2 separate regions of the Homo sapiens genome follow, and region 1 is linked to region 2. Evidence: chromatin contacts called from ENCODE Hi-C data. All regions are on one chromosome and are shown on one strand. Each heading gives the region's core, a stretch centred on a gene start or an enhancer-like site at or near the end of the contact. The rest is flanking DNA. Distances are from core to core; before and after follow the strand shown. Region 1 holds the start of OR5AK2 (olfactory receptor family 5 subfamily AK member 2). Region 2 holds the start of LINC02735 (long intergenic non-protein coding RNA 2735).

Region 1 (4,213 bases), core at 241-2,740, 140 kb after region 2:
TCTATTTCCTAATTTTGCTATTAGAAGGTTTTCATTAACTTATTTTCAATGCAAGTTACATAATATTATAGATAATATGCATATTACTGATACTATAAACAAGCGAATGAATATAAACTTCTAGATGAGTTCTGTGATCCCCATTGTACAGAGGAAGTAACTAGAGCCAAAGGGAGTTATAGGCTTTTTTCTACTAATGGATGAGACAAAAATTCAAAACCAGGGCTGCTTATTTCCTTTCCACTGCACAATATTGACTATGAATGAAGCCTGAGAAATCCAGCACTATTCATATATTAAGCATGTTTAAAATGCTTGGGAAAACTCCCATGATGTGAGTTTACCTATGTAACAAACCTTCACACGTACCCCTGAACATAAAATAAAAGTTTAAAAAAATGTTTGGGCAGTTGGCCATTTTCTTCGTAGCACTCATTTGATTAGAAAACACCTTCAGCATAGATGAAATAAAATATTTCATACTGAATCAACCAACCGCTAACTCGATATAAACATAGAAATGTATAAATTCTGCATGAAATTGGGGGTGGGGCTTGTACTACTTTTGTTAGCTCCTGAAAAGCATCCCCATAATTTCATATTATTTTATTTCAATCCAAATGATTGAAGTCAAATTGATATGATGAATGTCATTACTCTATCAAAATTCTAGCTTAAGTAGACCTCTGGCCTATTCTACCTTCTTCTAATAAAGGTTTATCCCAATAAAAGGAACACTCCTTGAAAGAACTGTATTTCTTTCATTTTACAGTAAATTTACCCTAGGAAGAAACTTATACGAACTTACTATACTTCAGTCCTTGTTAGATGTTAAAATGAAGAGAATTGTTTCTTGTTCCTCAACTACAGAATTGAAAAAAAAAAGTAATAGAAAATGTAAGGCTATTTCTCAGGCATCCATTACATAATGAGGTTATTTTGCTTGTAAAGAATATCACATAGATGAGAGATGCAGTCTAGGGATACTAATACAAAGACACGTTGAAGCCTTCAAACATATGTGAACCATGAACACATTTCAAAAAAATTCTCTCTAATTCTATTAATTTCCAAAGCTGGAACCAAAATTAAAATGGTAAGTGGCTGTGAACAATTATAAGTTTCTAAAAAAGTAAAAAATTACATTTTAGCATTACTTTAAAAATATGGATAGCTGTTTAATACAGAGGAAAATTGTCAATCTATGTTTCTAAGAACTATACACATTAGGAGTTAGGATACTTCTAAGACAATCTCCTTCGATTTTGAAGATGAATCCATTTCATCTTACATCAAGTAAATCACTCTTTACTTGATGATTATAAATACATTTCTTAAATTTGAAAATGAATAACACTATTGTATTTGTCATAAAAATACAAATAGAAAAAAGTGACTTGAAATATAGAGCCATTTCATTGCAAGAAATCTCAAAGATTTCCCTTCTTTTCTGGGTCCTTCTCTTGGTCATTTCTAGACTTTTACTAGCCATGACACTAGGAAACAGCACTGAAGTCACTGAATTCTATCTTCTGGGATTTGGTGCCCAGCATGAGTTTTGGTGTATCCTCTTCATTGTATTCCTTCTCATCTATGTGACCTCCATAATGGGTAATAGTGGAATAATCTTACTCATCAACACAGATTCCAGATTTCAAACACTCACGTACTTTTTTCTACAACATTTGGCTTTTGTTGATATCTGTTACACTTCTGCTATCACTCCCAAGATGCTCCAAAGCTTCACAGAAGAAAAGAATTTGATGTTATTTCAGGGCTGTGTGATACAATTCTTAGTTTATGCAACATTTGCAACCAGTGACTGTTATCTCCTGGCTATGATGGCAGTGGATCCTTATGTTGCCATCTGTAAGCCCCTTCACTATACTGTAATCATGTCCCGAACAGTCTGCATCCGTTTGGTAGCTGGTTCATACATCATGGGCTCAATAAATGCCTCTGTACAAACAGGTTTTACATGTTCACTGTCCTTCTGCAAGTCCAATAGCATCAATCACTTTTTCTGTGATGTTCCCCCTATTCTTGCTCTTTCATGCTCCAATGTTGACATCAACATCATGCTACTTGTTGTCTTTGTGGGATCTAACTTGATATTCACTGGGTTGGTCGTCATCTTTTCCTACATCTACATCATGGCCACCATCCTGAAAATGTCTTCTAGTGCAGGAAGGAAAAAATCCTTCTCAACATGTGCTTCCCACCTGACCGCAGTCACCATTTTCTATGGGACACTCTCTTACATGTATTTGCAGTCTCATTCTAATAATTCCCAGGAAAATATGAAAGTGGCCTTTATATTTTATGGCACAGTTATTCCCATGTTAAATCCTTTAATCTATAGCTTGAGAAATAAGGAAGTAAAAGAAGCTTTAAAAGTGATAGGGAAAAAGTTATTTTAAATCAGCCCCAGTTGTTAACATTCAACTCAACAAATCATCCAACATAGCTGTTCTGCTAAAATTTAATTTTTCCACAATAAGGAATATGTAGAAAGATGTCAAATTAATAATCTAACATCACCTCTAGAGGAATTTAAAATACAAAAGCCAACAAATCCCAAACCTAGCAGAAGAAAAAAATAACTAAAATCAGAACAGAACTGAACAAAATTGAGACCCAAAATTTATGCAAAAATTTAATGAAACCAAAATTTGGTTTCTTGGAAGAATAAATAAGATTGGTAGGCTGCTAGCCAGATTCACAAAGAGAAAAGAGGGAATATCTAAATAAGCACAACCAGAAAGAACAAAGGTGACATTACAACCAATCCCACAGAAATACAAAAAAATACTCAGAGACTATTATGAACACTTCCATGCAAATAAGCTAGAAAATATAGAGAAAAATGGATGAATTCCTGGGAACATACAGCCTCTCAGGATTTTATCAGAAAGACACTGAAACCCTGAGCCAATCAATACCAAGTTTTGAAATTGAATCTCTACTAAAAAAAACCTACCAACCAAAAAAAAAAATCCCAGACCAAAAGAATTTGCTGTCAAATTCTATCAGATGTAAAAAGAAGAGCTGGGGCCAATTCTAGTGAAACTATTTGGAAAAATTGAGGAACAGGGACTCTTCTGTAACTCATTCTATGAAACTAGTATCAGCCTGATACAAAAACCTGACAAAGACACAATGAAAAAAGAAAACTGCAAGCCAGTATTCCTGATAAACATAGATGCAAAACCATCAATGAAATACTAGCAAACCAAATTCAACAGCACATCAAAAGTTAATTCACCATGATCAAGTAGGCTTCATTCTTGGATGCAAGATTGGTTGAAAATGTGCAAATCACAAAATGTTATTCACTACCTAAACAGCATTTAAAACAAAAACCATATGATCTCAGTAGATGCAGAAAAAGCCTTCAATAAAATGTTACCTTCTTTTATAATAAAAATTCTCAACAAAATAGGGATCAAAGCAACATACCTCAAAATAAATGCCAGCTATGCAAAATTCACAGCCAACATCATGAATGGGCAAAAACTGAAAGCATTCCCCTTTGAGAACTGGAACAAGACAAGGATGCCCATTCTCACCACTGCTCTTCAAGATAGTTCTAAAAGTCGTAAGCAAACCAACGAGGTAAGAGAAAGAACCAAAAGGCACCCAAATAGGAAAAGAAGAAGTCAAACTATCTCTTTTTGTGGACTATATGATTCTATATCTAGATAACTCTAAAAACTCTGCCAAAAGGCTCCTGGAGCTGATAAATGAATTTACTAAATTTTTAGGTAACAAAATCAAAGTACAAAAGTTAGTAGCACTTCTAAACCCCAATAATATTAAGCTGAGAGCCAAATCACAAATGCAATCCAATTTACAATAGCTACCAAAAATAATAAAAATATTAGGAAAACATCAGACCAATAAAATAAAATATCTCTACAGAGAGAATTATAAAATACTGTGCAAAGAAATCAGAGAGGACAAAAATAAATGGGAAAACAGTCCATACTCATGGATTAGAATAATCAATATCATTAAAATGGCGAAACTGCCCCCAAGCAATCTACAAATTCAATGCTGTTCCTATCAACCATCAATGCCATTTTTCACAGAATTAGAAAAACTATTCTAAAATTCATATGAAACTGGAAAAGAGCCCAAATAGTGAAAGCAATCCTTAGCAAAAGAACAAAGCTGGAGGTTTCACATTACCTGCCGTCAAAACATACTGTGG
Region 2 (4,730 bases), core at 634-3,133:
CTACCCAGATTGCAGGATTTGCATGGTAAACTCTCCAGCAGTAGAAATGGAAAGGACTTTGAGTCAAGGGAGGAACACAGAGCAGGCAGCACAAAGACACACATATCCAGAGATATCTCGGGGATATTTTGCAAGCCTTCTCCTGAGGGCTGTTGATGGACTTGAATCCATTAAAATTGCTGCTTCTCTAAAAGCTTGACTCACTGTCCTAGAAACAATGTATATCAGGGTGGACTACAACTAGGATTTGGATGACAGTTTAACAATTCAGGTCCTGACTTGAAAAACCACTATAGCACTCCAGCACGTCTTTTTTCCCACCACAAAAACAATAATGCTTGGAAGTTCATAAGCAAGTAAGCTGAGTTTTTGATTCAGCAATATAGTCAGGACTCATTAAATAAGGGTGGGAATTATCCCTATGCCAAGGAGCCAAATGCTACTTGAATGTAAACATGACTTGGGAACACAGAAGGTGAATCTCATGTACAACAGGATGCAGAACTGAGAAGCAAACCTCAAGGAGGGCCTTGCAAGTGTTAATGAGTGAATGCCATCCCCACCACAGCCAGCCTGAGTGCATGTTGGAGACCGCATGCCCCAGGTTTCCTCCCACACAGCACAGAAAGGAATGGTCAGAGTTACGCAGTGATTTACATTCACCCTCTGATCGGGAAGCCCAGAAAACATGGACTAAATCCCAATACAGTGGAGTTAGAGATAAATATCTAGGGCTGCTTTCCTCTTTATTTCATTTCCTGCTCATAGCAAAGAATCTGGTCATGGAGAGGGAAGCCTAATTCTAACAAATCTACTCTTAAACAAAACTATTTCGCAGCCCAGGGTTTTTGCAGGGACGATAATGTTTTCAGCCAGACTCTGCCCAGCAATTCCAGAATCATCAGGGATAAGCTCGCAATTCAATAAAAGGCTACAGAAGCAAACTAGGCATGGATGTCACTCCACAAGAATACACAAAGATTGATCATGGCAAGAGTGTGATGAACAAAAACAGTCCTCATATCTAGATTTACAGCCTTCTCTTCTCAGCTCCCCAGTCCAGGCAAAACATTTAGCCGTGGTCAATTTAATGCTATGCCTCCTTTTTCTGTCTCCAAAAAAGAAAGGTCAGAAGTGGGATGAACAGACCCTTGCAAGAAAATCGGAGTGGAAAATAAACCGCCCTCTCCGGGGAGCTGAAACCAGAAAATGTATGACAACTGAGCAGCTCATCAGATGGAGGGGAGAAATACCAAAAGACAAGAGAGATCAGGGAAGGTATGGGCAGAAATGAGAAGAAAAATTTTTCTAAAGTAGAAAAGTGAGTGGCTCCTGTAAGTTGCGAGTGCTAGAAAATAACAGAGGACAGGTGGAAAATAGGCACTTTGAATTTGCACTTAATAGGCTTTTGGTAAATGTAAAAAACAGTTTCTTCCTTTGAAAATGTTTTTAAAAAGCAAGATATTCACCAAAGACATATGAATGCCCATTAACAGATCAAAATGTGTTGAAACAAAATTGTGATTAAAAAGGCATCGTATTGACTCTACCAAAATGGCGAGTGGCAGCAGGGGACACACAGAGATGCTGCTGTCCCTGCAGTTCTCAATCCCAGTCCCAAGAGGTTCATTACGCTAACGGAACTTCTGTGCTGCGTGACTGCATGGCTAATTTGCAGCCGCTATCCCTCCAGCTAAAAAATGTCTAGACAGGGAGGCTCCTGACACAAATAGAGACATTAATGATTAACATGAAATTCATCTTTACATCAGTAGCAGGATAATGGAAGTTTATAGGAATAAAAGGCCCGTTGTCATTTGGCAGTTTGTGAGGATGAGCACATCATATTTTAAGGTTTAGGGTCTTTAGACACATACTCCCTTAGTATACTAAGGACCTGGAGGCAATCTTGCCAGACTTCCTCTGCAGGCATCTTTAATTTTCTTGTATCATAAATTTTTATCTTACATTCTATACAAGGGGGAATCACTGAGCTGATGAGTGAGCCTAACCATTTGCCCGTAAGTATGAGGCTTTGTTGTTTTATATTCAGTGTGAATATGATAACTCACATAACCTCTCTTATGAACCTCTCTTTTTCTCTTTTTGGGTGGGGGGGGGTGATTTTTTAAATGGCCTTGAAAAGAAAGCCAACTTCTGGTATTGGAGATGGAAGCAAAGAATAATAAAGAGTAAAAGTAATCGTTCTCAGATTGAAAACAAAAGATTTGCTGTAATGTAAAAATGGAAAATCAAATTTAGTAAAAGCTTATATCTACAAGTTGAATAAATTCAAATGCTGCTTACACAGAAATAGGAGAAAAATTTAATAGAACTATTTCAGGAGCATTGCCAACGCTGAAAAAGCTACTTGTCAAGTGAGAGATACAACAGTAGTGAAATCTGAAAAGGTGATTTACTTTTCATGCCAGGATTAGCACAGGAAAACAAATGGTTCTTAGTAGAAATGTACTTCAGGACAAAGTCAGAAACTTGGCAATACACATTCTTAAATTACACATAGTAAAATGTTCTAGTGAGCTTGTCTAATCCAAGTTTACTATTGAGTAGAAGTTTACCACTGAGTTGGTAAGAGAATTTTAAGGGCTGTTTTCCCTGCTTCATATAATCAAACAAAGAACATTGACTGACTTTCCTGATTTATCAGATATTTTTGTTTTTATGTTTTTCCTGAACTGAAAAGCCAAAGTGGCCCATTGCAGAGGAGGTTAGAAACCAAAATAAATGATCAACACAGACAGCATATATCTACAGTAGATGAAAGTGCTTTGGCACACAAATATCCCCAAGACAGATGAGCTTCTGGGTTAAAGCAGGTAAAAAGTGACTCATCTTCTTTAGGACAATGCTGAAGTCTTCATTTTAAGCTGGACTTGTTTCACCATTTAGGAAAACCCCCATGATGCCAAGAGAGAACAATAAGAACTTAGTGAGGGTATATTGACAGTATAAAAAAAGGAAAGAATAATAATGCCAGTATTTTTTCATGTATTAAAACATGTATCCCAGATAAAACATGTGTCCCAGAATTTAAAGTAAAATAAATAAATAAAATTAAATAAAAATGCTTCAACAATGCCACATGAAATAAATTTTAATAGTCTTCTTTATTTTAGTAACTTTATCCATTACTTTAGTCTTATATTTATAGAAATGTTAATGCCCAAAGAACCAACTGAAAAGTAGAGAACAGAAAGTTCTCAGAAAAAGAAATGTAACTGCAGCCCTAAACTTATGAAAAGATACTCATCCCTCTCATACAATGAAAATTAAGACTACACAGAAATAGCATTTCTCACCTATTTGGTAAAAATTCAAAAGCTTAATAATACACCAGCTTCTGGGGAAACTGTAGAGAAACAGGCACTCTCTCACATTGCTATAATGAATGTGCAGTATGTTTCAACTTCTAAGGAATGCAATTGTGTAATATCTATCAAAATTATAAATGCGAAATATCCATTGTTCTTTATCCATTGACAGATGAGTAGATAAAGAAAATGTGGTATATACGTACAACAGAATATTAGTCAGCCTTAAGAAAGAGAGAAATTCTGCCATTTGTGGCAACATGGTTATACATTAAGTAAAATAAGTCAGATACAGAAAAACACTGTATGATTTCACTTATATGTGGAATCTAAAATAGTCAAACTCATAGAAGCAGAGGGTAGAATGGTGGTTGCCAAGAGCTGGGGAGAGGGGAGAATGAGGAGTGATGGTTAAAGGGACAAAGTTTCAGTTATGCAGGAGAATTTAATACCTGAGATCCAACATATAGCATAGTGCCTATAGCAAGCAATACTGTATTGTATACTTTAAAATGCTAAGGGGGTAGATTTTACATTATGTTATTATTTTATCTTACCACAAAATAATAATAATAAAGAGAGCAGAAGGAAACTTTGGGAGGTGATGGATATAATTATGGCCTGGATGATTGCGATGGTTTCATTGATGTGTGCTTTTATTCCAAAACCTATTGAGATGAATACATTAAATATATACAACTTTCCATATGGCAATAATGCCTTGAGAAATGGTTTAAAAAATGCAAATGCATTTACATTTTGACTTGTATCTAGTAGTATCTTACTACTAGGACTTTATCTGATAGATATTCCTGCATATGTTCAAAATGACTTTTGTTAGTTATTCACTGCAGCATTGTTTAAAGGAGAAAAAATTAGAAAGCTCCCAAATGTGCATTCATAAGAGACTGGTAGACGGATTGCAATTAAAAATGAATGAAGAAGCTCTCTGCCTATTGATCTGGAAAGAAACCCAGGATATATTAATAAAAGCAAAGCAAAGGATTATGAGCATACTGTGTTACCTTTATATAAGAAAGAGATGGAGTGGGGACCAACAACTAAATTCATGCCTATATTTACATTAAAGAAACACTGGACAGATACTAAAGGAAGTAATAGAAGTTGTTGCTGGGACAGCCAGGTGAGAAGGACTCCCTGGCAGAGCTTCCAATCAGCCTGCGTACTAGGAGGAATGTACAATGGGATATAGTCACAGAAGTTTGCACCATTTGCAGCCCCTCATCTTCCTGTGTGGAACCTGGGATTCAAGCTGACAGGCAGGAAGCACACTAGCAGTAACTCTGGCCTTGCAGAGATTCTCTGTTCCCCTTTTTTTCCTTTTCCCCCAGTGAAACCCTACCTCACTCACCCTTAAAATCATCTGCAAGCCTAAAT

What was found. A loop is a pair of places that touch in the nucleus more often than their neighbours do. Pooled maps may share reads with other maps.
Region 1: a loop to region 2 is called in a map of GM12878, with 2.0 times the contacts of the local background. The contact joins the promoter of OR5AK2 here to the promoter of LINC02735 in region 2. A Hi-C loop is called at or near these places in 3 of 168 maps with a recorded cell type or tissue (Calu3, GM12878 and mammary epithelial cell) and 4 of 50 pooled maps.

The regions. Positions count from the first base shown.
Region 1 is chr11:56,987,424-56,991,636 of GRCh38, forward strand. OR5AK2 (olfactory receptor family 5 subfamily AK member 2) reads left to right here and starts at 1,491. Exons shown (of 1, transcript NM_001005323.1): 1 at 1,491-2,420. The coding sequence starts at 1,491. The coding sequence ends at 2,420.
Region 2 is chr11:56,846,595-56,851,324 of GRCh38, forward strand. LINC02735 (long intergenic non-protein coding RNA 2735) reads left to right here and starts at 1,884. Exons shown (of 3, transcript NR_110137.1): 1 at 1,884-2,021.